2 separate regions of the Homo sapiens genome follow, and region 1 is linked to region 2. The links are chromatin loops, found by intact Hi-C in ENCODE. Cell type or tissue: CD14-positive monocyte. All regions are shown on one strand. Links, peaks and the distances in the headings refer to the core of each region. The heading gives the core; the rest is flanking DNA.

Region 1 (8,792 bases), core at 1,918-6,917, 45 kb before region 2:
GGTATAAATTAGCAATTGTGAATCTACCTTATCTGTATCTGTATATCATTGAACAAATAAGTAAAGTTGTTGTGACCAATGACAATCAGGACTCTCCCTGTTGGAAAAACAAGTTACAAATAAGAAAAGGGGGAAGGCTAGAATGACCCCTGTTGTTTTGGATTAGAATCAGAGGTGTCAATCTGAGGTATGAACACATGGTTTTTAGTGTACACACACAGATAGATACGGCAGGAACTCGCATCCAGGAACAGAGCCCTTTGCTCCTCCCTCAGAATGAATGGGGACCAGAAATCAGATGTTTATGCCCAAGAAAAGCAGGATTTCTTTCAGCACTTCTCCCAGATCGTTGGGGTGCTGACTGAGGATGAGATGGGGCACTCAGAGATAGGAGATGCTATTGCCCGGCTCAAGGACGTCCTGGAGTACAATGCCATTGGAGGCAAGTATCACCGGGGTTTGACGGTGCTAGTAGCGTTCCAGGAGCTGGTGGAACCAAGGAAACAGGATGCTGATAGTCTCCAGAGGGCCTGACTGTGGGCTGGTGTATGGAACTGCTGCAAGCTTTCTTCCTGGTGACAGATGACATCATGGATTCATCCCTCACCCGCTGGGGACAGATCTGCTGTTATCAGAAGATGGGCATGGGGTAGGATGCCATCAATTATGCTATCCTTCTGGAAGCATGTATCTACTACCTGCTGAAGCTCTATTGCCAAGCACAGCCCTATTACCTGAACCTGATCGAGCTCTTCCTGCAGATTTCCTGTCAGCCTGAGATTGGGCAGACCCTGGACCTCATCACAGCCCCTAGGACAATGTGGATTTTGGCAGATTCACTGAAAACAGGTACAAATCTATTGTCAAGTACAAGATAGCTTTCTACTCTTTCTACCTTCCTGTAGCTGCAGCCATGTACATGGTAGGAATCGATGGTGAGAAGCAGCACGCCAATGCTTAGAAGATCCTACTGGAGATCGAGAGTTTTTTCAAATTCAGGATGGTTACCTTGACCTCTTTGGGGACCCCACTGTGACCCGCAAAGTTGGCACTGACATCCAGGACAACAAATGCAGCTGGCTGGTGGTTCAGTGTCTGCAACGATCCACTCTGGAACAGTACCAGATCCTGAAGGAAAATTACGGACAGAAGAAGGCCAAGAAGGTAGTCCAGGTGAAGGCACTGTATGAGGAGCTGGATCTGCCGGCCGTGTTCTTGCAGTATGAGGAAGACGGTTACAGCCACATTATGGGTCTCACTGAACAGTACGCAGCGCCCCTGCTCCCAGCCATGTTTCTGGGGCTTGTGTACAAAATCTACAAGCAGAAAAAGTGACCTAGAGACTGCAAGGACTCGGGAGAGGAGGCACTCAATAAATATTGTGTAAAAAAAACAAAAACAAAAACAAAAACAAAAAAAAAGATACAAAATATATAGAAATATCTTTATTTACATTTTTTTCTATATTTTATTAACTGGCTCTGTTTGTGAGAGGACCTGGAAGCAATAACACACCAGTAGCAATGAAATCTAACATCAAGATCTTGGTTTCTTAATATCATTTTCCAATTTAAAAAAAAAAAAAGAGCTTCTTGGAGAAATGGCTGATTCTAGAGTTGGGGCAGTGAAAATCAGAGCCGAGACTGGAGTATCTTGTGGTGCCACAAAGCAAGGACATGCTCTGAAAGGAAGGGAGCATGACAAGAGGGAGCCAGGAGCTGAATCAGGGTTCCCAATGGCTAATGCTTGGACAATCTGAGCAACAAAATAATGATAATCTTACATCATAACCCATAAAATAAATATCCATAGTGCACACTGATATGAATAAATAACTAGGAGAGAAGAGATATGCTTCCTTATCACATAATTCCAGTTAATAAATGTGGAAGGAATAATGGAAATGGAAAATCACCATTAAGCAAACATTGCAGTTATAATTGTTGCAGATGAAAACTGTTGATGGATGCTAAGCTTAGTGGGTGGAAGAATGATGAGAAACATCATAATCACAAAAACACCATAATCTTAAAAATATATCCCCACAAGAAACTTAATAGTGGAGAAACCTAGCAGACACCACCTTAACTGAGTAGTCAATGTTAGCATTACTAATAAGATGACATATGTTCCCCCCAGTATGATGCACTGGAAAGGACACAGCTTTCTGTTGTATTCCTGCCAGAAATGTATAACCTCAATCTAATCATGAAAAACCATCAAACCCAAATTGAGGGACATTCTATAAAATGCCAGACTAGTAATCTTCAGAAGTCCCAAAGTCATGAAAGACAAAGACTGAGGAATTGTCACAGCTTTAAGGAGACATGACAACTAAACTGCACGATCTGTTTTAGATTTTGGACCGGAAAAGGACACTAGTGAGAAAACTGGGGAATACCAGTAAGATTTGTAGATTGGTTAATCATACTGTATCAATGTTAATGTCCTTCTTTGGATAGTCATACTATAACTATATAAGATGTTAATGTTGGTGGCAGCTAGATGAAGTGTACTATTTTTGCAACTTTTCTGTAAAACTAAAATTAGTGCAAAATAAAAGTTCAAAAAATTTTTTAACTGTTAAATAAACATTGTGAAAGCATGTGATAGGAGAGACCATCATATGAAAAACATGGAAATTTTGGTTGACCCTATGTGTTAAGTCAAAAAACATGTAGCTGGGCACAGTGTCTCATGCCAGTAATCCCAAAGCTTTTGCAGGCTGAGAGGGGAGGATCACTTGAGCTCAAGAGTTCACGACTGGCCTGGACAACAAAGCAAGATCTCCATATCTACAAAAAAAATTTAACATTAGCCAGTTGTGGTGGCATACACCTGTGATCCCAGCTACTTGGGAGGCTGAGGCAGGAGGACCACTTGAACCCAGGAGGTTGAGGCTGCAGTGAGCACCACTGCACTCCAGTCTGAGTGACAGGCATTTTATTCACTAGAACTCCTCCTAGGAAAGTACCATGTGTATGACTTCTTTTTTTAAGAAGTACTTCTGGAAGACACTTGGGGTAGAGAGCTAGAAGCCAAAATGATAAAAACATGATCCCTCAACTGCTGTACATAAGATGACTACAGGACTTAAAGTTGCTTCCCAAAGGGAAGAGTAGAGGGAAATCACTCAAATACAAAGAAAAGATTGTGGGGATAAGAAGGCTAGTTTCTCCTGCATTGGAGGGAGAGGAGAGAAGGGGAAAGTCCCTGGAAACAACACAGCCAGGAAGAAAAATTTGAAGAATAAAAATGTCTAAGAGGAATTTTTTTTCAGTTATATTTTATGTGGCCTCTCACCTCTCTCCCCGACAAAATATTCAGTGGTCCTTATTGCACAGTCGTGTGAGTGGATTCTTGTGGGTAAACATAAGGCTGATTAGTATGGGAAAAATTTAAAAACTGGAGGATGAGGCCAGGCATGGTGGCTCACACCTGTAATCCCAGCATTTTGGGAGGCCGCCGCAGGCAGATCACGAGGTCAGGAGATTGAGACCATCCTGGCTAACATGGTGAAACCCCGTCTCTACTAAAAACACAAAAAATTAGCCAGGCATGGTGGTGGGCGCCTGTAGTCCCAGCTACTTGGGAGGCTGAGGCAGAAGAATGGCGTGAACCCGGCAGGCGGAGCTTGCAGTGAGCCGAGATCATGCCACTGCACTCCAGCCTGGGCAACAGAGCGAGAATCTGTCTAAAAAAAAACAAACAAACAAACAAAAAAAACACTGGAGGATGAGAGGAGAATGGGCATCTGGACTACAATAAGGCCAGTGATAATAGGTACCATTTCTGAGTTTACTAAATGCCAGGTGCCAAGTTAAATTTCTTATGTTCCTCAAAATGAACCACAAAGTACTTATTATTACAGTATTTTTATAGAAGAGGAAACAGGTTTGGAAATCCTGTGTCTTGCCCTAGCTCACGTACGTACTACATAAAGGTTATCAGATTCTAACCCAGGATCTCCAAAACTGACACTAAAATGCACCTCCTCCTCTGTCACAGCACTGTTTTATTAGCTCTGTAGCTCTGTTCTTGTTCATCCTGTGAAGTATGAGACCGGCCCATGTTCTGTAGTCACCTGTATCTTCACTGCTCAGCACCAGGCCTGGTGTGGAACGGATGCTCGGCAGATAGCTGCTGAGTCAGTGAGGGAAGGCTGTGTCATGCGACAATGAGGTGGGAAGAGCAACTTATTAAGCTAATAAAATCCCCAGCTGCTGTTGGAAGTCCAGGTCAAGAGAAGAAACCCCATTGTACTCTTTGCTGACGGAGCTATAGCTGAAGCGCTGCACCACACTTTAAGGGTGGTATGGAAAGCTAGTTTTCAGAAGGGGCTGACTTCCTCAGCTCGGGGTGGTAGGTAGTCATTGTAGAAATTTAAAAGAAAAGCCACAGTGTCACCAGGGAAAACCCAATAACCAAGTGCCATGCGGTCTCACTGGTTGTGTTTGGGAAGTACTACCACTAATCAATGTATAAACCAAGTGCCAATTTGCAGGAAGAAATAAAATTATCATGCAAACGATAATACAGTCAGCCTGCACAGAGCATTCTCTCCATTTAGATAGATCAGGAGGTTGCTGGTGACCCCTCCTTCCCCCGTTCCACCATCACCCCCACCCCCACTCCAAGGAAATGACTTTTCAGCTGAAATCACAAGGCTAAGTATGCATTCTTTAGGTGAGAGAGTGAGAACAGGGAAGAGAGAAAAACTGGAAAATTTTTCATGAAGAAACAACTGTATATACAAAGTTTCTAAAGGGAAACATGGCATGATATTTTAGAGGAATTGAAAGGTGGCCACAATGGCTAATCAACCAAGAGCCAAGAGGAGAGAGGCACGAGATGAAGCTGAAGAACCTGGGTCCAGATGACATGAGCTTGTATTTTGTTTGTCTGTTTTTTTTTTTTTTTTTTTTTTTGAGACAGAGTCTCGCTCTGTCACCCAGGCTGGAGTGCAATGGCATGATCTCAGCTCACTGCAACCTTTGCCTTCCGGGTTCAGGCAATTCTTCTGCCTCAGCCTCCCAAATAGCTGAGATTACAGGTTCCCGCCACCATGCCTGACTAATTTTTTGTATTGTTAGTAGTGACGGGGTTTTGCCATGTTGGCCAGGCTGGTCTCGAACTCCTGACCTCAGGTGATCCACCCGCCTCGGCCTCCCCAAGTGCTGCAATTACAGGCATGAGCCACCGCATCCAGCCAGTGTCTGTTTGTTTGTTTGTGTTTGTTTTGTTTTGAGATGGAGTCTCACTCTGTCACCCAGGCCGGAGTGCAGTGGCACAATCTTGGCTCACTGCAACCTCTGCCTCCTGGGTTCAAGCGATTCTCCTGCCTCAGCCTCCCAAGTAGCTGGGACTACAGGTGCCTGCCACCATGCCCCACTAATTTTTTGTATTTTTTTTTTTTTTTTAGTAGAGACAAGGTTCCACCCAGTTAGCCAGGATGGTCTCTATCTCCTGACCTCATGATCTACCTGCCCCCGCCTCCCAAAGTGCTGGGATTACCGGTGTGAGCCACCGTGCCCAGCCATCTGTTTGTTTTTCAATGAACATTTTGGAATAATTTGAAATTCACCTAAAAGTTGCAAAGATAATACTAACAGTTCCCACATATCCTTTATCCAGTTTCCCCAAAGTTAAGATCTTACATTACCATGGCACATTTGACAAAACTAAGAAACACTGATATATTACTATTAAATAGACTCCAAACTTTTTTTTACTGGTTTTTCCAGTGATATCAGTGATATCTATTTTCTGTTCTAGGATCCAGTCCAGGGTACCACACTGTGTCTCTATAGGCTCCTCTTTTTTTTTTTTTTTTTTTTTTTTTTTTTTTTTTTTTTTTTTTTTTTTTTAGTTGGAGTCTCACTCTGTCGCCTAGGATGGAGTGCAATGGCACTATCTGGGCTCAATGCAACCCCCACCTCCCAGGTTCAAGCGATTCTCCTGCCTAAGCCTTCCTAGTAGCTGGGATTACAGGCATGTACCACCACGCTGGCTAATTTTTGTATTTTTAATAGAGACAGGGTTTCACCATGTTGGCCAGGCTAGGCTTGAACTCCTGACCTTGTGATCTGCCCACCTTGGCCTCCCCAAGTGCTGGGATTACAGGTGTAAGCCACCATGCCTGGCCTATAGGCTCCTCTTAAACGTGAAAATTTCCTCAGACTTTTTGTTTTTGATGACCTTGACAGTTTTGAGAAATACTGGTTAGGTATTTTGTAGAATGTCCCCAATTTACATTTGATGTTTTCCTGGGATTATGGGTTTTGGGGAAACAATACCACAAAGACTAAATGCCTTTTCATTACATGATATCAAGGTGTGCTATCAACACAACTTATCACCTTAACCTTGATCACCTGGCCCAGATAATTTTTGTATTTTTAGTAGAGACAGGGTTTCACCATGTTGCCCAGGATGGTTTCAATCTCCTGACCTGTGATCCTCCTGCCTTGGCTTCCCAAAGTGCTGGAATTAATTGAATGATTTTTAAGCAGTATTGTGACATTAGATTTCCTTTTTAAGATTAATACGCTGGCTGTATCAAATGTACCAAATGGAGACAGGTGTAGATATGGATACATGAGTAAAAAGGCTGTGGCCTGGGCCGGTCGCTGTGGCTCACGCCTGTAATCTCAGCACTTTGGGAGGCCGAGGCGGGTGGATCACGAGGTCGGGAGATCCAGACCATCCTGGCTAACATGGTGAAACCCCATCTGTACTAAAAATACAAAAAAAAATAGCTGGGCGTGGTGGGCGCCTGTAGTCCCAGCAACTTGGGAGGCTGAGGCAGGAGAATGGCCAAACCCGAGAGGCGGAGCTTGCAGCGAGCCCAGATCGCGCCACTGCACTCCAGCCTGGGCGACGACTCCGTCTCAAAAAAAAAAAAAAAGGTTGTGGCCGGGCGAGGTGGCTCACACTCCAGCACTTTGGGAGGCCGAGGCGGGCAGATCACCTGAGGTCAGGAATTCGAGACCAGCCTGACCAACATGGAGAAAACCCGTCTCTACTAAAAATACAAAATTAGCCAGGCATGGTGGCACATGCCTGTAATCCCAGCTACTCGGGAGGCTGAGGCGGGAGAATAGCTTGAACCCGGGAGGCGGAGGTTGCGGTGAGCCGCGATCATGCCATTGCACTCCAGCCTGGGCAACAAGAGCGAAACTCTGTCTCAAAAAAAAAGCGGGGATTTGGGGGGGGGTTGGGGGAGGGAAGGGGCCGGGCGCGGTGGCTCACACCTATAATCCCAGCACTTTGGGAGGCCGAGGCAGGTGGATCACGAGGTCAGGAGATCAAGACCAGCTTGACCAACATGGTGAAACCCCGTCTCTACTAAAAATAGAAAAAAAATTAGCCAGGTGTGGTAGTGCGCGTCTGTAGTCCCAGCTGCTCTGGAGGCTGAGGCGGGAGAATTGCTTGAACCCGGGAAGCGGAGGCTACAGTGAGCTGAGATCGCGCCACTGCACTCCAGCCTGAGCGACAGAGCGGGACTCCGCCTCAAAAAAAAAAAAAAGGTTCTATCAGTGGTTGGCATAAAAGTTAAGAATGAGAAAAATGGGTAGATTAAGAGATACTTAACAAGTAAAATTGGCAGCATTTGTCCATTTTTAGTTGAATAAAAGGAATGGAAGAAGGTTTGAGAATGACTGCCAGGAACCAAGTTTCTGGTTGAGAAGCTGATTGGATATCAACAAGGGTGAAAGCAAAAGGACACTGAAGAGGCAGGCAGAGCTGCCTGAGGACTTACTGATGGAGGCGACCCCAGCACTGTGGAGGAAGAATGCTGTGGGTCAGGTGCCCCGGCGGAATTCCGGAGGCATCGATTTCCTGTGTATTCATATCTACTCTGATGATTCTGCACCCTGGACAGAACCCTTTAAAAATAAAACACCCTTGTCCAGTTAGGTAAAGCTTTGATTCCCTTGAGGGAAAAGTCTTCCTCATTTGCTCCAAAATCCTTGACAGTTAACAACAATGTAGTATTCATACTCTGCATTTCCATCAAGGATTGTACTTTCAAAGCACCAGCACTTGTACATGCCACACTAGGTGTGAAGTTCATTACGGTTCTGAGTCCCCAGAGAGCTCTGTGGACATTTCACCAATTTTGTTTAAGCCTCAGGAGCCATGTTACCAAGGCACAGATCAAGATCCTAAAAAAAGACTCAGTAACATAAGAGGTTTCAGAAATTGGGAAGAGGGAGTGTGGTTGACACTGTAGGGAAGCTTCTTGAGCAAGGGAAAGATGAAGTCAAGCTGTTCACAGGGAAGTAAATTGTGAAAGGCCTTAGAGCCCATTTTAAGAACTTGGACTATTTCTCTGTGTGCAGCGGAAACCACTGAGTTGTGAATGGAGAGGGAACACAAGTGATCTTATATTTTGAAGGACCCTTCTGACTGCAGGTTGGGAACAAATTGTAGAGGAGCAAGGAAATAAGCCAGACGACCAGCTAGGAGGTCACTGCAAAATCTATACAAGGGACTTCAAGTGGCTCGAGTCAGGATAGCAGTAGTTTAATAAGTAATTTATATATATATGAAATTATATATATTAATTTTATATAAATTATATAATTTATGTTAATTTATATATAATATATATAATTTATATACTTTTTTTTTGAGATGGAGTCTCACTCTGTTGCCCAGGCAGGAGTGCAGTGGCATGATCTCGGCTCACTGCAACCTCCACCTCCCAGGTTCAAGCGATTCTCCTGCCTCAGCCTCCCAAGTAGCTGGGATTACAGGTACGCGCCACCACACCCAGCTAATTTTTG
Region 2 (8,792 bases), core at 2,368-7,367:
CTAGTACAGGACTTTGGCCCACAGTAAGCCCTCATAGCGCTCCTATACTCCCCAGTTCTTGCCTAAGGGCAGAATGGAAAGTAGCAGCCTCCCCCTTGCTGACTGTACTGATGTTCCAAGACCCTTTGAAAGTTATGTGTCTGGGACTTAGTGCTAAAGAACTGGCCACCCCTGCCACTCAGATGCTGCTCGGCCAGGCAGTGAAGGAAAGATTCACTCCCCATCAAGCATGTAGCCCTTCATGCCCAAAGGCTTCTGGAATACTCTGACCCTCCCTCCCCCAGCTCTGCATCACCTTCAGCTACATCAGGGAAGATATTCCTGCTTGGTAGGGAACCTTGAGTCCAAAGTCACAATGGCATCCCAATGCCTGGATCTTACCAAAGAGACCGGATTTCCACCCTTCACAAAACCACTGTCTTTGTGGTTTTTCCTCTTTGGGGTAAAACTGCAAGAGATGCTTGGGGTCTCAAAGCTACTGGATCCCAGAAGCAGGCAGCCCAGCTCTGGAGCACTCCACCTTTCATCAGGGACACAGCCAAACCAAGAGAAGGACGCTGGGCTGGAAAACACATTCTGAGACCTTGGTGCTAGTCCTGGATCAGCCACTGGCTTAAATCCCTTTGCTTCCTGAATTTCCTATTGGGTTTACAAAGATAACATGTACCATTCATAGATGTCGTGAGGATAAAACGTTCTAATCAAAACGAAGGTGTTTTGCAAACTCCTAAGCTCTGTGTCCATGTGAGCTCCTCATGATGCTCCGTGACTTTTGAACAGGAAACTGTCTCAAGTGTTCTTGCAACACTCTCTCTCCTTCATAATAGATTTTGCTGCAACCTTCAGTGGCTTCTCATTGCCTGAAGCTGGACGAGTCAGCCACTGGGAGGTCTAGGCTTGGTCTCTAGCCCAGGCTCAGCCTCAGCCTTCCAGTGTGCATCTTCCTCTCTGGGTTTCAGTTTTCCTACCTGTAACCTAAGTTGGACTAGAACATTTCCAAGTTCCTCCCAGCCCTGTAAATTCTATCTTTGATACTTATCTTAGATCTTTACAAGGGCTTAGCAGTCTCCTAAAATAAGGGAAGAGAGTTGCTTCTACTCTAGCAAAAAAAAAGTTGGGGACAGATGAAGGAAGAATGGGTGAAATGTTGGAAATTTGTGAAGCTGAGTGAGAAGCAGGTGGGGGTTCATTATGCTACTTTCACCATTTTGTGTAACTTAAAAATTTTCCCTGATAAAAAAAGTTTTTATAAAATAGAAGTTCCATTGAATTTGAGTGTCTTTACAGCCTTTGTTTTCTGGTACCCTTGGGAGGCATCCATCCCGTTTAATAAAAGGTACCTTCCACAGGAAACTCCCTTCCTTTGTCATCTTTGGTATCCCCATCTCCATCTTCCACAACAGACAGTTTGAACAGCCGCACCACTCCAGCATCAGGACAGTTTGGGGGGGTTTCCAGAATCTTCTATTCCCACTTCCCATTTCTCAAATCATTTGACCTGTCGTACGTACAAAGTAAAAAGTCCTAGACAAGAGACAGGAGAGGATTTAAATTCTTGGCCAAGCTGGGGACATTAAGGAGGCCTCCAGGGCAAAGCCTCTATGCCTACAGCTGAGTCTTCATTGTGGATCTTAGTCCAGGTACAGAGGAATTAATGGTCAGAGGTGGTTTCTCCCTGGTTCATTACATGCCTTGTGTTTGGTAGCATTTTGAACGCATGGGGGAAGCGGTAGGGCTCAGTGCAGTGGTTTGGAGACCCCATGGCCTGTGCACAAAGCATCTCCTCATGTCTCAATTGCCCCTCACTGGTGAACTGTTCATAGTGCAGGGCCCCTGCTCAGGAGGTCTTCTCTTAACCTGAGGCAAGGTGGGTGACTCCCGTGGTCCCACCTAGATGGGCTGGCCATCCTAAGGAAAGGTAGCGATCATTCCAGGCCTAGGTACACCCTCTCAGTGGAGATGCCGGAACTACTTCCCACAATGACACAGGCGCTGTCAGGACGACAGACTCAGACTAAGTCCAAACCAAGGGAGGGCAATCCCAGCCCACCTGTCCTTTCTGTCTTGGTTCCCTCTCTGCCAGCCAAGCCCAAGTGGCCAGTCCCAGCTGCTGGCTCCTGCCCATAACAGGGCATCATGTGTCTGCCCTGAGGGGCTGCACTTTTCTCCACAGCCAGGCAAGTCTGCCCTGGAAAGTTGCCTTTTTTTTTTTTTTTTTTCCGGAGACGGAGTCTCGTTCTGTCACCCAGGCTGGAGTGCAGTGGCACGATCTCGGCTCACTGCAACCTCTGCCTCCTAGGTTCAAGTGATTCTCATGCCTCAGCCGCCTGAGTAGCTGGGATTTACAGATGTGTGCCATGGATGCCCGGCTAATTTTTGTATTTTTAGTAGGGACAGGTTTTCGCCATGTTGGCCAGGCTGGTCTCAAACTCCTGAACTTAGGTGATCTGCCTGCCTCGGCCTCCCAAAGTGCTGAGTTTACAGGGGTGAGTCGCCACACCAGGCCTGGAAAGTTGCTGTTCAAACCACTCTGCAGGCCGGGCGTGGTGGCTCACGCCTGTAATCCCAGCACTTTGGGTGGCCGAGGCGGGTGGATCACTTGAGGTCAGGAGTTCAAGACCAGTCTGGTCAACATGGTGAAACCTTGTCTCTACTAAAAATACAAAAAATTAGCTGGGCGTGGTGGCATGTGCCTGTAATCCTAGCTGCTGGGGAGGCTGAGGCAGGAGAATCACTTGAACCCGGGAGGCGGAGGTTGCAGTGAGCCGAGATCGTGCCACTGCACTCCAGCCTGGGGGACAGAGTGAGACTACGTCTCAAAAAACAAAACAAAACAAAACGAAACAAAGCAAAACAAAAAAACCACTCTTCAGTTGGCACATGCAGGCAGACAAGCCTCTGGAGTCAATGATGGCAAAAGTAACTGTTCAGGTTTTATCAGATTTTCCCTGTTGTGTGTTTTAAGCAAAAAATGCCGAAGAATCTTTATCTGAATAGCTCAGGTTTTTCTGTGGTCCAGTAAGAGGACATTGGGTGGGGAAGTAGGGGGAATGTACCCATATAAACTGGATGCATTCATTATGTTTTCATTGATTATTTATTGAACTCCTGCTATGTACCTAGCACTGAGCTGGGTGCTGAAGATGAAGAAAAATCAGACAAGTCCTGCCCTCAAAGAGTTCCCCAGACTAGACTAAGTAGCAATAAGACATAAACAGAAAAAGCTATCATAAAATAAAATAGAAAGCAATGAGTGTAAAAGGATTATGGTAAGGTGACGTAAGAATTTTTCTTTTTTTTTTTTTTTTAGACAAAGTCTCACTCTGTTGCCCAGGCTGGAGTGCAGTGGCATGATCTCGGCTCACTGCAACCTCTGCCTCCCAGGTTCAAGCGATTCTCAGCCTCCTGAGTAGTTGGGACTACTGGTGCGCACCACCATGCCCAGCTAATTTTTTGTATTTTTTGTCTTCAGTAGAGACAGGGTTTCACCATATCGTCCAGGCTGGTCTCTAACTTCTGACCTCGTGATCCACCCGCCTCGGCCTCCCAAAGTGCTGGGATTACAGTCATGAACCACCGCACCCAGCCGTAAGGATTTTTAAAAGGGAAAAAAAATGAATATTTACTGAACATCTAGCATGTGCCAGGATCGCACTGAGAATTCTACAAACCTCATCTCATTTAAAGTTTGTAAAAGGACTTATTAACTGTTTCACGGAGGAGGAACCCAAGACCCAGAACTTGACAGGTCACACAGCTAGTAAGTAGCAGAGCCAGGATTAAAACCCAGGGCCATCTGACTCCAAAATACATAGATTAAATGCTACTTGTAAATTTTTCTGCTAGGCATGGTGGCTAACGCCTGTAATCCCAACATTTTGGGAGGCCAAAGCAGGAGGATCATGTAAGGCCAGGAGGTCGAGATTGCGGTGAGCTATAATCACACCACTGCACCCCAGCCTGGGTGACGGAGTGGAACTTTGTCTTTAAAGACAAAGTTGTCTTTAAAGAAAAGTTTTTTTTGCCTGGGCGCGGTGGCTCACGCTTGTAATCCCAGCATTTTGGGAGGCCGAGGCGGGCGGATCACGAGGTCAGGAGATCGAGACCATCCTACATGGTGAAACCCCGTCTCTACTAAAACACAAAAAATTAGCCGGGTGCGGTGGCGGGCGCCTGTAGTCCCAGCTACTCAGGAGGCTGAGGCAGGAGAATGGCGTGAACCCAGGAGGCGGAGCTTGCAGTAAACCGAGATCGCGCCACTGCACTCCAGCCTGGGCGATAAAGCGAGACTCCGTCTCAAAAAAAAAAAAGAAGTTTTTTTTTGTTTTTCTTAAATTCACATATAATGAATGATAAATGCAACCACTTGATAGCTCTATTCAGCATAACAAACAATTGGGTATCAATCTCATCTCTAACTCTGGGTTATTGGGGCTTCTGCCGTTGCTGGGCTTGGCAGACTATCACGTAGGAAAATGTCCCAAGACTATCTCAACAGGCCGCCGCAGGGCGCCATCTCGTGTTCTCAAATGGAACTGCAGCGGAGGAACCTTTGTAGTCCTGAGCCCCTTCCTCTCTCTCTACTTAATATCAAACTGCAAAGTGCTGCAGGCACCATTACCAAAGGCTTAGCCTGAATTGAGAAAACCAGAGACCTCTGGCAACTCTGTATGGGAAAACACCTGCAAATCAGAGTTGCTGTTCTGCTGTGTTTGCAACAAACGTCCTTCATAATACAAGGAGTTCCTTGTCTGTGACAGACCTTTGCTAAGACACTGGAGATTTGAGAGGGAAGATGTGGCCCTTGAGTTGCTCACAGTCTAGTGAGGGAACAGCCAAATGCATGAAAATCATAACTGCATGTGCCAAGTGCTCTGATAGAGAGGAACACAGAGTGAATTGGAAAGCCTCCCGGATGAGATTACCATGGAGCTGAAGCTTTGGCATGTGTAGGAGTCTGTCAGACTGAGAAGAGGTTAAAGATAGATGATCCAGGCTGAAGGATGGGATAGAAAAGTGAACAGAAGCTGGGGCAGAACTGCAAGTGTTTCAATTTCAGCAAAGTCCAGTTAACAACCAGTGGAGGAAAGGCCACAGGTGGCCAGGGGCCAGGTCATAAAGGATCTTCAAGTGATGTTAAGAAGAATAGACCTTCTCCTGCAGGCTATGGGGCTTGGAGCAAGTCACTGACTCAGTTAGATCTGAATTTTATTTTATTATTATTATTATTATTATTATTATTATTATTATTATTATTGAGATGGAGTTTCGCTCTTGTTGCCCAGGCTGGAGTGCAGCGGCATGATCTGGGCTCACTGCAACCTCTGCCTCTTGGGTTCAAGCCATTGTCCTACCTCAGCCTCCCGAGTAGCTGGGATTACAGGCGCCTGCCACCATGCCTGGCTAATATTTTTTGTATTTTTAGTACAGAGGGGGGTTTCGCCATGATGGCCAGTCTGTTCTCGAACTCCTGACCTCAGGTGATCCACCCGCCTCGGCCTCCCAAAGTGCTGGGGATTACAGGTGTGAGCCACTGTACCTGGCCTAGATCTGCATTTTAGAAAGAATAATCTAGTAACAGAGGAGAGTCTGGAAGGGAGAGGACCAGAAACCAGGAACCTGGTTCAGATGCTTTCGTAATTTGGTAATCCCCTTTGTAACTAGAGAAGACATACTTGAGACCCAAATTAAGGTCAAGATCATCAGGGTGGAGACAAAAAGACAGATCTGAGAGGCATTAAGGAAGCAAAACCACAGTGACCGATGACTTGGGAATGAGGAAACTGGAGGAGTTGAGTAAGTAAAGGATACACTCCTGAGGGCAGGTTTGATGGAGAGGATAAGATCCGCTTAGGACATGTGGAGTTGGTATTGAAGGAACAAAGGAGGCAGTTCAGTGGGTCTGGAGCTTTGGAGAGATGTTTCAGCCAGAGACTGGGAGTCATTCACATATTTATAGCTCTGAAGTCTTCGAAGAAATTGAAATCACCCATGAAAAGCGGGTCGTGTGGGACGAGAAGAAAAAGCATAGGATAGTACCTGGGGGACCTTGGATGTTGTTTTCAAGCTTCTAGAAAAGGAGCCTGTACAAGATCAAGAAGGTGGCCCAAAGTGGTAGGAATGAAAAACAGGCACATATGGAATATATACTTCTGAGAGTACCGAAGATTTTCCAAAGGGTATCCAGGAATGGAACTTTAAGAGAATCTTCAATTTCGTGTGTTCTCTTTTCTAAGCCAGATTGCTTGCCAATGAACCAATATTTGAAGGATTGTGCTGTGGGTTTTCTTTCCTACTTCCTATTCCACAATCCTAGTCTGCCACTGTGGTGCATTTTTCCCCAGGGTATGAAAATCTAGGGTGCCAGAGCAAAGGGACAGCTCAAAGTTTTAGTGTAGACAGTGACAGCATCACTAGGAACCAATCAAATATCAGCTGATACACTGTTAAAAGCAATTCTGATGATAGATTATTATGTGATTTTGGGAGGAGATTTCTAATTGAATGACATTTATATAACAAATCTTTCCTTCCTATCTACTTATTTTGTTTTAAAAAAATTTCTCAGTGCTTATGGTCATAAAAAAAATAAACAAAAACAGAAAAAAGAAAAAGTGATGCTGACCCCTAGCAAAAAGAAATAGTCACTCATGGATATATAAACAAATAGATAACATAATTTTTTAAGTCCTATCTGTCTCATTAAGAGATGCATCCCCAGCCGGGTGTGGTGGGTCACGCCTGTAATCCTAGCACTTTGGGAGGCCGAGGCGGGTGGATCACCTGAGGTCAGGAGTTTGAGACCAGCCAGGCCAACCCGGTGAAACCCCATCTCTACTAAAAATACAAAAATTAGCCTGGTGTGGTAATGTGGATGCATCATCCCCAACAAAAGTATACACTTTCATATTAAGATTTATAAGATACTTGTTATTTTGAATACTAATAATTATTACAATGATAACTGCATCCAAAAGAAATTGCTCTTCATCTGACCCTTTTCCATTTAGTCCTGCTGTGAAAATCTTTGTCCCGGCCCCTGCCCCATGTCACTCGTCAGTTTCCATGATTCCTCCTCTCTGTTCCAGGCTCTCCCAAATCCACTCCCATCTCTCAACACCCCAAGACTGATCTTCCTACAGTCTGACCATAGGAGTCCCTGGGAACCCAAAGTGTGGGCCCTGGGGCTCCAGCATCAGCATTGGCATCACTGTGGATTTTTTTTTTTTTTTTTTTTCGAGACGGAGTTTCGCTCTTGTTGCCCAGACTGGAGTACAGTGGCGCAATCTTGGCTCACTGCAACCTCTGCCTCCTGGGTTCAAGCAATTCTCCTGCCTCAGCCTCTCAAGTAGCTGGGATCACAGGTGCCCGCCACCACACCTGGCTAATTTTTGTATTTTTAGTAGAGACGGGGTTTCACCATGTTGGCCAGGCTGGTCTGGAACTCCTGACCTCAGGTGATCTGCCCGCCTCAGCTTCCCACAGTGCTGGGATTACAGGCGTAAGCCACTGCACCCGGACCCAGGATTTTCATTTTGGTTACAATGCAGCTCAGCAGTCCTCCAATGGAATACTGAATAAACAAACTATAGTACATATGTAAACAGAATACTACTCAGTAATAAAAAAAAGACTGGGCTGGGCACGGTGGCTCATGCCTGTAATCCCAGCACTTTGGGAGGCCAAGGTGGGCAGATCACTTGAAGTCAAGAGTTCGAGGCCAGCTTGGCCAACATGGTGAAACCCCATCTCTACTAAAAATGCAAAAAATAGCTGGGTGTGGTGGTGGGCACCTATAATCCCAGCTACTCAGGAGGCTGAGACAGGAAAATTGCTTGAACCCAGAAGGCGGAGGTTACAGTGAGCCAAGATTGCACCACCGCACTCCAGCCTGGGCAACAGAGCAAGACTCCGTCTCAAAAAAAAAAAAAAAAAAAGAACGAACTATTGATCTATTGATACAAGCAACACAGATAGATGTCAACATATTATGCTAAGTTTAAAAAGCCTTATAAAAAGGTAAATACTGTGTAAATACTGTATAATTCCATTTATATGAAAGTATAAAACAGACAAAACTAATCTATGGTGGAAAAAAAATCAGAGGAGTGCATATCTCTGAGGAGCAAAGGTGAAGATTGACTGTAAAGAATGTAAGAGGAGGCTGGGAACAGTGGCTCTCGCCTGTAATCCTGGCACTTTGGGAGGCCAAAGCAGGCAGATCACCTGAGGTCAGGAGTTCGAGACCAGCCTGGCTAACATGGCGAAATCCCGTTTCCACTAAAAATGCAAAAAAAAAGGCCTGACGTGGTAGTGCACACCTGTAGTTCCAGCTACTCAGGAGGCTGCGGCAGGAGAATCACTTGAACCCGGGAGGCGGAGGTTGCAGTGAGCTGAGATTGCACCATTGCACTCCAGCCCGGCAACAGAGCGAGACTCCATCTCAAAAATAAAAATAAAGGCCAGGTGCGGTGGCTCACACCTGTAATCCCAGCACTTTGGGAGGCTGAGGCGGGTGGATCACAAGGTCAGGAGTTCAAGACCAGCCTGGCCAATATGGTGAAACCCCATCTCTACTAAAAATACAAAAATTCGCCGGGCATGGTGGTGGGTGCCTGTAATCCCAGCTACTCAGGAGGCTGAGGTAGGAGAATCACTTGAACCCAGGAGGCGGAGGTTGCAATGAGCCAAGATCGTGCCACTGCATTCCAGCCTGGGCAACAGAGTGAGACTCCATTTCAATAAGTAAATAAATAAATAATTTTAAAAGAATATAAGAGGACTTTCTGGGT

Evidence for each region. Hi-C counts contacts between places; a loop is a spot of excess contacts. Peaks named below come from ENCODE experiments on the same cell type or tissue, not always from the same donor. Only the 100,000 strongest peaks of a DNase experiment are listed, where the experiment ranks them.
Region 1: it touches region 2 in a loop (2.1-fold over the local background); 4 of 110 quality-filtered maps call a loop at or near these places.

What each region holds. Positions count from the first base shown.
Region 1 is chr15:79,944,246-79,953,037 of GRCh38, forward strand. It overlaps the pseudogene FDPSP9. Among named protein-coding and RNA genes, the nearest start is that of BCL2A1, 23 kb to the right of the region's middle. In CD14-positive monocyte, for the core only: no CTCF peak of the experiment used is centred there; a DNase peak (open chromatin) is centred at 4,166.
Region 2 is chr15:79,989,058-79,997,849 of GRCh38, forward strand. No RefSeq gene overlaps it. Among named protein-coding and RNA genes, the nearest start is that of BCL2A1, 22 kb to the left of the region's middle. In CD14-positive monocyte, for the core only: CTCF peaks have their summits at 4,533 (motif pointing left) and 4,733; DNase peaks (open chromatin) are centred at 4,504 and 5,684.